2 separate regions of the Mus musculus genome follow, and region 2 is linked to region 1. The links are chromatin contacts, found by Hi-C or POLR2A ChIA-PET in ENCODE. All regions are on one chromosome and are shown on one strand. Each heading gives the region's core, a stretch centred on a gene start or an enhancer-like site at or near the end of the contact. The rest is flanking DNA. Distances are from core to core; before and after follow the strand shown. Region 1 overlaps Rsph1 (radial spoke head 1 homolog (Chlamydomonas)). Region 2 overlaps Slc37a1 (solute carrier family 37 (glycerol-3-phosphate transporter), member 1).

The links. Hi-C counts contacts between places; a loop is a spot of excess contacts on that map. ChIA-PET counts read pairs that join two places held with the same protein, here RNA polymerase II (POLR2A).
Region 2: a map of Patski shows a loop between it and region 1 (2.4-fold over the local background). The contact joins two enhancer-like sites. A Hi-C loop is called at or near these places in 1 of 37 maps with a recorded cell type or tissue (Patski). POLR2A ChIA-PET finds 5 or more read pairs at or near these places in 2 of 5 experiments (both embryonic stem cell).

Annotation. Positions count from the first base shown.
Region 1 is chr17:31,257,102-31,263,642 of GRCm38, forward strand. Rsph1 (radial spoke head 1 homolog (Chlamydomonas)) reads right to left here. Exons shown (of 9, transcript NM_025290.4): 6 at 4,654-4,725; 7 at 1,687-1,846; 8 at 997-1,125. It also overlaps a transcript of Ubash3a not described here. Among named protein-coding and RNA genes, the nearest start is that of Rsph1, 17 kb to the right of the region's middle. Within about 2 kb of position 3,550, at least 1 of the 3 ENCODE cell types and tissues checked has a DNase peak (open chromatin) inside an H3K27ac peak, as active enhancers do.
Region 2 is chr17:31,322,858-31,329,169 of GRCm38, forward strand. It overlaps Slc37a1 (solute carrier family 37 (glycerol-3-phosphate transporter), member 1), which reads left to right. Exons shown (of 20, transcript NM_001242427.1): 9 at 2,809-2,846; 10 at 5,292-5,372. Among named protein-coding and RNA genes, the nearest start is that of Slc37a1, 30 kb to the left of the region's middle. Within about 2 kb of position 3,165, at least 1 of the 3 ENCODE cell types and tissues checked has a DNase peak (open chromatin) inside an H3K27ac peak, as active enhancers do.

The sequences.
Region 1 (6,541 bases), core at 2,300-4,799:
CTTCTTCTGGTGTGTCTGAAGACAGCTACAGTGCACTCATATAAATAAATAATATATTTTTTAAAAAAGGAAATATGTTCACTCTTAATTTGTAATCAAAATCTAGTTTAAAGGGGGCCCTGTGATAATTTGAATGAAAATGCCCCCTCGGGCTGAAGAGATAGCTCAGTGGTTAAGAGCACTGACTGCTCTTCTGAAGGTCCTAAACCCAGCAACCACATGGTGCTCACAAACATCTGGAATGAGATCTGATGCCCTCTTCTGGTATGTCTGAAAACAGCTACAGTGTACTTACATATAATAAATAAATAACTAAATCTTAAAAAAGAAAATAGCCCCTTATAGGCTCATAGGGAGTGGCATTATTAGTGGGGTGTGGCCTTGTTGGAGGAAGTGAATTAATGGGGGCAGGCTTTGAGCCTTCAGAAGCTCACATGGGTACCAGTGTCTCTCTCTCTCTCTCTCTTCATGCTGCCTGCCCATCCAGATGTAGAACTCTTGGCTCCTTCTCCAGTACCATGTCTCCTTGTGCGTCACCATGCTTCTGGCCATGATGCCAAGGACTGAGCCTCTGAACTGTAAGCCTGCCCCAATTAAACGCTTCCCTTCATAAGCGTTATCGCGGTCATGGTATCTCTTCACAGCAATAAAGCCCCAACTGAAACAAGCCCTAATCCCTGCTCTCGGTGGATCGCAGAGGGGTAAGCTTCCAGTTTGTCCCCCTAAACCATGTTGGCAGATGTGACTATTCCCTGCCACGTCTAGTTTTCTCCCTCTTGGGATAATGTAGAGGACCAGTCACACCAGGCCAGTCCCTGCAGAGGTCAGGATCAAGTGCAGACAAGCTGGACTTTATGAGAATCTATGCTGGTCTCTCCAGGCTCACTCAGGTCCCTCAGACTGGCCGGAGGATAGTTCGGTAGAGGAGGGAGAAACCTGCTCCTTCTAAGGTACCTCACACTAGCCCCGCCAACTCCAAAGGGTGTGCTTTCTTACCCTGGTCTATGTCGTAGCTGTTCTCCTGGCTCTCCTGCCTGAACGTGTCTACGTCTTCATCGGCCCCCCTCGGCTCCAGCTCGCCCTCAAAACCTTCTGCCTGGATGTCTTCTGAGGGGTCACCCACGCCTGGGATGAAGACAGCAGCGGCAGATAGAATGAGATCACCAGAGAACATGAGTGCAGGTCTGTGTGTCGAGTGGTCCTCCTGGTTTGCCCAGCAATGTCTCCTGTGCTTTCGAGCATGGCCCCCTTTCCCACCCCACCCCCCACCCCCCACGCTCCAGCCCAGGCCTGGCCATCAGATCACCCTGACCTGTCTCCAGACTTTCTTGGCAAAGCCACAGTAAAACGGATACAGAGAAATGCAACCTTCTTCCAACAGGGACACCTGATCCCATTTGCTGTCGGCTGCCCAACCCAAGTCACTCCCACGGCCAGGCGATAACTCTGACTATTAGAGAATCCCCCAGGGTTCCTGGGGCCTGCATCTTAGCAGGACATGTCTTCCATCTAGTTGATCTTTGTTCTCCTCCTCTACTCCCTGGGAGAGTCTCATCCCCTTATAACATCCTGCACCCCAACTGACCCACTGGCCATTTCCCAGAGGCCCCAGCTACACCAGGCCTGGGAACAGGTGTGTATGGTGCTTGCCCCAGGGCGACCCTGACAAGCATGGGGTGTCTGTACCAGTAAGTCCCTGCGGTTCCTCCTGGCCTTGGCCCTCAGGGGGAGGCTGCTCCTCGGAGAGGGTTGGAGTCCACAGGGCCAATTCTGTGATGTTGAGAGCTTTCCATTTTGGAACGATGTTCACTAATGTCTCTTCCTCCTCCTCCTCTTCTCCTCTTTCCTATTTTAAGGCAAAAAAAAACCCATCTGTATTGCCGTCATTTGGTCTGGGATACTAAATGACAACCGGGGGTGGGGAGGGGGTGCGGGGGGAGGGGCTGGGGGAGGTAGTCAGAATTCCAAACATCTGCTTGGCTGCTCAGAAATGAATTCTTCCATTTTCGTTCCATAGGTTCTCAGTGCCTTCACCCATAGGGTGAGACAAGTATTCAAGGAGAGGGGTAACCAAGCCGGCCCTGCATCAGAGTCACTCAGAATGCTCTCTGAAACACACACGCTTCTCACTTGGCCAGTTGGGAATAGAAACTAATAATTTGCGTAGGTTCCAGGTCAGGATTGCAGACTGGTCATTTGCATAGGATCCCAAGTGACCCCTGAGGCTGCTGAGCCAGGAACTATACTCAGAGACTATCCCCAAAGGGGCCCATGTGCTCTGGCACTAGCTGACTTTCCCCAGGTGGTGGGTGACCCTTCTTTCAGCTGCTGGCAATCCACAACTGATAGCTCAGAACCTGGGTGCCTCCCATGGATGTGACCCCCCCTCCCATCAGCAAAGCCTCAGCACTGCACCACCCCCATCTCCCACACCTGCTGCACGGCCCCTGGTTCAGGCAGGTCCCAGCTTCAGAGACGTCACAGCACTGGTCACCTCCTGTTTCTAGCCAATCCTGGTTCTTCCGCAGTTGACCCTCCTCAGGTCAACTCCCAATAAACTCTGTGTGTGTGTGCCTCAGAGTGTTGTAGTTGACCTTCTCAGAGTGATGAAACAAACTATGCCCCACTCCCAAAACTGTGACCTTGTCCTAGCCCCCCAGGACCTTAGAGCATGACCTATTATTTGAAGATTAGGTGGTCCATGTAAAAATGAGGTCCTACTATGTGTGGTATTTTAGTTCCTTTTGCGTAGCTGAGACAAACTACCTAAGGGAACAGCTTAAAAGAGGGAAGGGGTATTTGACTCAAGGTTTCAGAGGCTCAGACCGTCATGGTGGAACAGTTTACTGCACAGTCCATGGGAAACAGGGATGGGAACAAATCGGAAAGGACCAAGGGAGATGCAGCACCCTGAAATATCGCCCCCTGCTGATGGTTTCTCCAATTAGGTCCCCACTTCTACAGTTTCCAGCATTCACCTCATGAGATGGGGGTGGGAGGACAGAGGGATGGATACTTTTCCTTTAAGCCAAAACATCTGGGAACATTTGTGGGATGTGCTGGGGAGACTCCCTTTAAGTGGAAAGAAAAGAAAAGAAAAGAAAAGAAAAGAAAAGAAAAGAAACAAAACACTGAGGTTGCAGAAACCTTGGGGAGGGAGGGAAGGGGAGAGGAGGGAGGGAGAGAGGGAGAACATTCATGTAACTCATGTTTGCCACATTATCACTGTTTCATTTTATTTTATTAATTACTATTGCTAAGTCTCCTCTTTATTGTGCCTGAGATTAAACTCTGTGGTCCAGTACTATCTACTGCACCAGGAAAGTCAGGATAGTCCTGGGAGAGTCAGCTTACAATACAGTTCCAGTTCCTAGTTCACTAGGAAGGGAGCTGGTTCAGGGACCAAGGAGAAAAAAAAAAAAAAAAAAAAAAAAAAGCACAATTTGATACTTTCTGATACTTTCTCTGGCCAGGCTCAGCCTGGCTCCTAAAGCTTCTGACTGGGGCTGGGCTGTGCCAGGGCTTGGCTGTGCCCGGGCTTGGCTGTGCCATTAGGTTCAGCTGAGGTAAGGCTGGCCCCGCCCACTCTGCTGAATCCTGACTCAGAAAGGTCAACTTCCAGAGCAGTGGTTCTCACCCTTCATAACGCCGCAACCCTTCAACACAGGTCCTCATGTTGCGGTGATCCCCCTCGACCATACAATTATTTTCGTTGCTACTTCACAACTGTTAACTTTGCTGCTGTAATGAATCGTAACTGTAGAGAGCTGACTTGCAGGGTAGCTGATATATGGCCCCTGTGAAAGTTTCGTTGGCCCCCTGAAGGAGTCTCAATCTACAGCTTGAGAACTGAGATGCTAGCCAGAACCTACGCATGTTCTTGATCGCTTGGGCTTCCTCACTGTCTCTAAAGCACTTCTTCCTTGTCATGGCGGGGTCGCGGGGGTGGGGGTGGGGGGGGCCTATGCCAGCTTAGCTCAAACTTTTGTTTTTGTTTTGTATTGTTTTTCCTTTCCTTCTTCCATTCTACTTCTCTGGGAAAAACAGCTGAGGTTTACAGCTTGCTTGCCCTGGGGCATTTGTTTGTTTGTTTGAAAAAACTCTAATAAAATTGTCCGTAGTCACTAAAAAAACAAACAAAAACAAAACTTCTTACAACAGGAATAAGGCAAAGGCTCAGAGGTAGTACTAGGACCAGGAAATTTTTACTAAACCTCATTACACCCAGGCAGTCGCCAGGCATTGACACATCAAGAGCTCACACATGGACAACCCCTTCACACAATCCTGTACCCTGAGAATGGCTACACTGTTGCCAAACAGAGAAGAGCAATCGGCTATTAACGCCCATGCTCAGTGTAGCAAAGGAACTTATTAACTAACTAGGCTTTAAGAGCAGGCCACCCTTGGGACTTTTGTGATCAGCCACCTGACGTCGGTACAGATGGTTAACAGTGTTCAGATGCCATTCTGGGACTGACACCTGCCGGAACTCAGGGTTAGACTGTTCCCAGCCACAAAATCAAGCTCTGACCCCCGAAGCCATTGTGAAATGACATTGACCACTTTGGCAGTTGGGCTGTCTGCTGGGATCAATATGAGTGAGCAGATATTTATTTAACCCTTGAAAGCAGATGCAACAAGTCCACTTACCGTATCTGTGAGGCGATATTCACCGTGCTGTTCGCATCCAATATCAAATACGTACTTTCCAGGGCCCACAGGCTAGGGGGAGAGAGGGATTCAACGCACTTTATTCTTCAGAAATTCTTTTGTTGTTGTTTGTTTTTTTGTTTTTTTGAGACAGGGTTTCTCTGTGTAGCCTTGGCTGTCCTGGAACTCACTTTGTAGACCAGGCTGGCCTCGAACTCAGAAATCCGCCTGCCTCTGCCTCCCGAGTGCTGGGATTAAAGGCGTGCGCCACCATGCCCGGCTCCAGAAATTCTTCTGAACAGAAAGCAACAAAACACTTCCCAAGCACCGTGCCCAGAAAGCCCACCCCGAATGACCTCACTGTGCACAGTCTGAGAGGGTTGCAGAATGGTTTTGTCGACTGACAGCTAATGGGGAGGTCTTACTGCTTTATCAAAGGAAAGAGGAATGCATCCACTTTAGAACCCATAAGAAATCTGCCAGTCGGGCATGATGGTGAACGCCTTTAATCCCAGCACTCGGGAGGCAGAGGCTACAGAGTGAGTTCCAGGACAGCCAGGGCTATACAGAGAAACCCTGTCTTGAAAAAACCAAAAAAAAAAAAAAAAAAAGAAAGAAAGAAAGAAAGAAAGAAAGAAAGAAAGAAAGAAAGAAAGAAAGAAATCTGCGTCTATGGGCAGACTCACTAGAGAGGGGCTGGCTACCAATGCTTTGGTATGCTTGTACCAGCACTGGATTTAGTGCAAAGCACCTTTTAAAAACTATTTACTTAGAGTGGGGGCAGGGTGCCCGAGTCGAAGCCCATATGTGTCAGTCAGAGGACATCTTGCAGGACTCCGTTCTCTCCTTGTCACATTCAAGTCGGCAGGCTTGACATCAGACACCTTTATCCACTGATCCATTTTACTGGGCCCCATGAGGTTTTCAGTTTTTTGTTTTGAGTAAAAACCTCGTCACAATTACACTGACACCACTTTGACTTAAAAACCTGGCGTGAACCTAGCCTCAGATTTACAAATTCCCCCCCCACACACACACATTACCAACTGTCAACCTGACATTTGATTTCACCTAAGACCAGGAATTATAATGTGCCCAACTCGGATACTGATGTTGACTGTTGCTATGCCAACACTCTTGTTGTGTTTTGAAACTATGTCTCCCTCCACAGCTCAGGCTGGCTCAGAAGTCTCTTTGGCGCTGGTCTCAGCAGAGTCTGCAGACCTACACCGCCACACTGAGCTTTCGATTTTCTAGTCATTATGCTGTTTCTTATGAAATTAAATCTATTTTTTTTTCTTTTCAATTCTGTTGAAGGGCTCTTTCCCTCATTTCTGCATTGGCAGACAGTCACCTATTTTGATTCGTTTTAGAAGGTCCATGGTCAATTTTAAAAATATTCCTTCCAGAAAATACCTTTCTCCCTTTGCTGAAGGACAAACCAATTTTACCGACTCCCTAGCCCTTTTATAAAGTGCTAAAGCACAATGAAGACTTTGAAAAATACAATGTTAGCCGTTCCCTTAGCTGGGAGTTGACAGAAGCATCTGTTATCATCTGTATCCCTCCCAGACTTTGCCCAGCAATGTGATTTGGGTTTACCTAGTTATCTAGTTTCTCAGTTTGTTATTGCCCCTCACTTCTTCATTAGTCTTCAGGGATGTCCTAGTGAGACGTTCAACAACTTCATCTCCTTCTGGCCTACCTTCCATCTCCATCCTGCCTCATCCTGTTTTAATGGCTTGCCAGCAAGGACAGGGATGAGGGAAAATATCTGAGAAAGAAACACTAACTAGCCAAGCAGTGGTGGTGCACACCTTTAATCCCTGCACTTAGGAGGCAGAGGCAGAGGCAGGTGGATTTCTGAGTTTGAGGCCAACCTGGTCTA
Region 2 (6,312 bases), core at 1,915-4,414, 65 kb after region 1:
CTTCATCCTGGGGGCTGGAGAGATGGCTCAGTGGTTAAGAGCACTGCCTGCTCTTCCAGAGGTCCTGAGTTTAATTCCCGGCAACCACATGGTGGCTCACAACCATCTGTAATGGGATCTGATGCCCTCTTCTGGTGTGTCTGAAGACAGTGACAGTGTACTTATATACATGAATAAATAAATCTTAAAGAGAAAGAAAGAAGTTTTGTTTTTTATTTTTAAAAATAAAAATAAATTAATTTATTTATTTGCTTGAAGCAAGATGAAAGCACAGGCCTCTGGTATATCCGAGTAGCCCCCGGCCTCCACCTTTATCTCCCTTTACTCTGTACACGCTGACCTTGCCTCAAACCCTCAGCTTCCACACTGTGCAGCGCTGCCGCACCCAAGAAAAGAACGTGTTTTAGTGAGCTTAGTTCCTCGCTGCCTTTTTTTGCCCGCTGCTCAAGCCAACCTGTTAGTTTTTCAATGACCTCCATCTTGCCTAGCGAGGGGGATGCAGCTCTCTCTCAATCAGCTCTCTGGGTAGTGAAATAAAAATGGACATTCAGATCTAGACCCAGGGCAGTCTTTGAGTGATGTGGGCCACCACTTAACCCCACGGTGTCCTCCGGAGGCCCAGGAAATGGCATGCTGGCTGGCAGGGAAGGGCACTGTGGGACAGGCAGGGCCTTGTGGCTTCTGTACTCAGGTAATTGGTTAACTAACTGGTATGTCACTGGAGTTCTCAGAAAGGCCATTGTACCAGCTGTCTTCCCCGGCCTTGTCCCTTTCCCTTCCCCCAGGTATTGATCTGATATCACACACCTGGAGAGCTACAGTGAGTGCCTCCTCACTAGGGCTCCAGGCCCTGTGTCCACCCTGTCCCACCTCTAGAGTCCCCAGGGAATGTGTTCTTTAACTGATGGAGGAGCCGGTTCTGGGTAAGGAGGAGGGGGGAAGAATAGAGGTGTGGCGGTAGCTGGAAGGGTAGATGATGTCATCCTGCACAGAGGGTTACCCCCACTCAAAGCAGGATTATCCAGAACAGAGAATCTGTTCTTACTTTTTCAGTACTGGACCGGTGCCTCCCTCTTATGAGCCCAAACCCCAGCTCTTTGTGCTGTTCTTCCTCATCCGTCCTAGAGCAGACAGTTTCCGCCCCGTAGGCCCACACAGCCTTCCAACCAGCTGACTTAGACCTAGAAGCCACAGACCTGGTGGTGCTCATTTCTCTGGGAAGTTTTGCCAGAGCCGCCATGGTCAGGACCATTCCTCTGAGCTGGCCTGTGTCTTCCCCCCCTACCCAGGTCCTTCTTGGCTCTGTTTAGGAACATGGCTGCTGGTAGTGGTGGGGTATCCTAGTGCCAAGGCAGAGAGACAAAACTAGAACCCAAGCCTGGTCTCAGAATTGATCTCTGTCCTGGTGCTTATGCCTCCTTCCCAATTCCTGGGTTTTCTTATTAGATCTATAAGCCTTTGGTGACCGCTGCCAAGCATGGAGGAAGACCATCTATTTAAAGCTCTCTGTTCCGTTCACTTCCGTGTCCTCTTCCTCCTCTGTTCCACACGCTGCTCTCCTAGTGTGGGGGACGCCCCCGAACCCCATTCGCACCAGCTGCTTTGCCTCAGCAGCCACTTCCCACCCCTGTTCCTGCTTCTGCCTCTCTTGGGCTCTTCACTGAAGTATGTGGCTTGTCCCCCCTACGTGACCCAGGCCACAGACCTGGTCATGGTGCCCTAGTAGTCCCTTCATCTTCCTCCCTGAGCTCTGCAAGACTCTCTCCAGGGCCTGGTGCTCGCTCAGCTGGGCCTTGCTGTGCAGGACAGTGTCCCCAAAGCTCTGTACTGTCCCTCCCATGCTCAGGTCACCCATCTCTCACATGCCGATCTGAGCTTGGCCCTGCTCTCTCCCCTCCCCCGGGGTTAAGATGTTCTTCCCTCCTGTTCTTCATCTGTCATACCTGGGGCCTTTTCCTGGGTGGCAGGCAGAGACTGCCCCATGTGGAAGGCTGCCTGCCTCCCTGATACCATGCCAGGCCCCAGGGCTCTTCTCCCACATACACCCAAGTTCCCAGGGTTCAGGGACAAGCTGCTGTTTGTTAGGGGAGCTGAGTGACCACCCAAGGCCCAGAAGGTCAACGAAAAGATAAGCATCAGGTGACAGAAGGGACAGGGAAGGCCTTTTCATGACATCACTTTGTTGCAGCGATGCCAGTGCTCCATTTTCCTCCCGGAAGGCGTCTGATCTCCGCTCGCTTTCGTTTCTTAGAAATTCATTGTCCCTTACAAAGTTACAGATTCTGTTCTGAGAGTGCTTGGGTGCCTTTCTCGTGTTTCTGTGTCTGTCTAACCGGTCCAAGGGTCCACCGTGTCCTGGGCTCAAGCTGACTTATCCCACTATCAAACTCCTATTCATACCCTCGGGCTGCCACACGCCCATCCCCACTCTGTGGAAGAATGGGAGGGGAGGTGGGCTATGCCGTCCCCTCCCTCGATGGCCCCTTGGCCTGGGCTGTCTTCCTTCCTTAAGCTCTGTTTAGTTTAGTGGAGCACCAGATAAGAGTCCTATCCTCTTCCAGTGGACCTTGTTTCATGCATTCAAGGACATACAGCCAATAAAAAACGACAGTAATGAAACATACCCGGATGCTCTTGTAGTTCCCTCTTCTGTTACCACTGTGGGAAGAGGCCCTAAAACTTATTTAGCAGGAACACCGGGCGAAGATCGGGTCCATTGCCAGCAGCACCCTAAGCGCTGCTGAGGGCTCCAGTTCATTGGCTGTGGGTGGCGGTATTTAGTTACCCATCTCCTGTTTGCTCTTTCAGACCCTAAGGACGTCAAGTGCTCCTCCACCCTCCCCACGGTAAGAGCTCCTGTGTTTCCTGTTACCTCCCAGTACAGCCTGCTCCTCTTTACAGCCCACACTGCCAGCAAGGAAAGGCTGGCCACAGCCTCACGCATGACAAGAGTCTATCTCAGCCATTGCAACCCACTGAGCCCTTCCTGCTTCTAAGTCCTCCGCTCTCCCTACAGAGGCTACCTGAAACATGTCACCACAGCCTGGCCTGACATCCCTCAGTGGCTCCCATAAAACCCCCTCTACCTGTTTTCCCTCTGCCCTGTCAAGCAAGCGTTAGGCATATCAAGGAGACCCTTGCTCTAGGGACAGTGCCCAAATTGTACAGCAGGGGGCACCAGAGCCTCTTCCTGTTGAGGCTTAACAGCCCAGGGGTCCTGGGTGTATGTATGTGTGTGTGGGGGGGGTGGGGGGTGGAGAACATTCTGACACTTTATTAACGAAAAACAAAAATAAGCAAAGAAGGCTACTATATTCTAGAAATGTAGCCATGGTGGTATTTGAAAGTGTTCTCAAAGCCATGATGATTTCAGAGTCCAAGTTCACAGAGCTGGTGGTGATTTCATTGTGATCTGAGGCCTCCGTGAGTCACTGGGGTTTGGGGGGTGGGGTGGGGTAGCTCTAAACACAATAGAACCAGGATACTCACTTGCAGACAAGAAAACCTCTGTGGCCACATCCTGCAGCAGCGAATTCTAGAAGTGGCTTCTTCCTCATTGCTAGCTCCAGACATACAGGGGACCAGGCTAGGCACAAGCTCCTGCCTCTCCTGCTGGCACGTATGTGAGGTAGGGCTGAGTCTGCCCGATGCTATACGTGATCTTGGCCAAAAGGTCTAAGCATATCTTTATTAATTTTCTCCTTTTCAAGTCTCTGAGTGAGTCACCAGGGTCTCACAGAGCTCAGCTGCCCTGAGGGCTCGATGGCATGCTGAGCCGGAATCATAAACAGAACTGTTGCTATCTCCACCCTCTTAATGTTTCACAGTGGGGTTCAGCTTCAACACAGGAAGTCATGGGGGTACCCAGCCCTGGCGTAGCTGAGCTGAAGAGAAAAACCATGTCTATTAGGCCTCATCAGAATTCAAGGCTTTAGTGTTTCAAATGGGACCATCTGAATGGGGGAGGGGTGGGGCGAGAAATATTTACAAATTGTGTCTGGGCAGAGACCTGCATCTAGAATACTAACTCATTACTTAGACAGCCAAGGACAAGCAGGGTCAGAGGACCACAGCAGATATTTCTTCTAAGAAGACACACGGGTGGGCTGTGGGCAAGAAGTACGTGTGTCTCACCACTCGGTGTGAGCAGGCATCAGGCGACTTGGTCAAATCCACAGGGTGGCTGTCATGAGGGTTAGTGTGAATGTGGAGGGATCAGAACTCCCGCCTCCCTAGGGCGTATGGAAAGGGATGCAGCCTCGTGGAATGAACAGTTACATCTGACCCCACAGCCCCACTCCCAGAAACACACCAAGAGAATCACAATCACGAAAGACTTGGGCACACAGGTTACCCATAGGGTTATAGCATCCCAAAAATGGAGCAAAATAGACAACTGCCAGTTGATAAACAGATGCATTCAGTGTGATACATTCTGTGGTGAAATATTATTAGGCAGTAGGAGAAATTAAGCTCTGTTGAAGCCATTTGGCTGAACTAAAGAAGCGATTCAGAGAAAGCCACAGCATAAATACAGTTCCATTTGTATGAATGCTTGACTGCTGAGCTATAGCCCAGTCCCTGTGGGAAGCATCCAGAAGTGGGAAAAAATCCTGAGAACAAGCAGATCAGTGAGGGGAGAGGGGGCTGGGGGGACAGCACACAGTGACAGTGCTGTCCCTAAAGGTGAGGAGCATTCTGGGGTTGCGGTCAGTGCTGGATACAAGGCTCTGACTCAGACCACTGAACAGAAAGTCATGAAACAGCAGCATATTTCTGGTTGTTCATCACAATTTTTTTCCTGAGAATTTTTTTCTGTCATGAAAGAAGTGTTCATTTAAAAAAAAAATGTATTGGTGAGCTGGAGAGATAGCTTAGTGGTTAAAAGTACTGAGTTCAACGCCCAGCATCCACATGGTGGCTCACAACCATCAGTAATGGGATCTGATGCCCTTTTCTGGTGTGTCTGAAGACAGTGATGGTGTACTCGCATATACAAAAAACAGTAAGTATTGGGTTTTAGTGTGTAAGCATCTTCCTCTGAGGTTGTATACTCTCTCTCTCTCTCTCTCTCTCTGTGTGTGTGTGTGTCTGTGAGCGTTCATGGAGACAAAGAGTACATCAGATCCCCTGGAACCGGAGTTTGGAGTTTGTTGTGAGCCACTAGGTGGGTGCCAGGAATAGAACCTAGGACCTCTGGAAGAGCAGCCAGTGCCCTTAACCACTGAGCCACATCTCCAGCCCCAGTGTAAGCATTCTCATGGAAGTCTAATCAGCTGCTTCTCTTCCAGCACCCTAGAGCCTCTGAGAATGGCATAAACAGATTTAGACTGCAGAAGCAAACCACGTACAGTGAAAAGAATGGACCTCTGGTGAGTGACACACAGCTTCCACCTGCTGGGATGTCTTTAGAGATTCAGAACCAGTCTCTAACCCCCCCACCCCCCACCCCCCCTACCCCACCCCCCGTGGACCAACTGGCTGTCCCCGGGCCTCAGGCGCAGCTCAGACATCCAGGATCTTTAAGCCATTGAATCTCCTTGTATTCCTAAGGGCCATTTGAGTCAGCCTCGTTGACTTTCTCTGGACAGTCAGCTAAACTCACATGTCTTCAAATCAACTCTGAAAATTATCCAATGATTAATTAACAATAATTAATAAATCAATTAATTATAATCCATCCAATAACTGTTCACTAGCAGGAAGCACTACTCAGGGTTGGTAGGGGCTGAGGAGGCAAATGCAGATGGGAAGTGAGCAGAGACCTCAGCCACCTGCACCCCAGGTGCTGTTCCAGCTGGCCTCAGCAGGTGTCACTGCGGCACAGCTGTATGAGAGGTGGGTGTTGCAGGTGCAGGTACACAGCGCAAGAAGAGCGCACAGTGGGCTCCGGGTACAAAGTGATATCAAGAGTCCATACCACAGGCCCAAGAAAAGGTGGCAAATGTCACAAAAGGTCTTCTCTCAGCTTTCTCCCACTTTTTAGAAGAAGGAACAGAGGCACACATGTGTTAGGTTCCTGATTTTGTACCCCCAGAATGAGCCCAGAAACCTTCCCCATGCCTGGCCTGAGTTTCTGAGCTGAACCCTCTGGAGTATTGTAGACTCGGTCTTAGCCATTGAAGTTGTAGCCGTTTTCTTTCGTCTTAAGTCGGATTGCCTGAAGGATCTGTGCGCGCTAAGCATGCTCTCATTTCTTTATTGCCCAGAGAAACTTAACTTGTGGTGTCTGGAGTGTGGGAAGAAAGACACATGATATGCCATAAAGTCCTGGTCTTTAGACTTTAAGGAAGAGGTGGGGCTGTGGCTAGT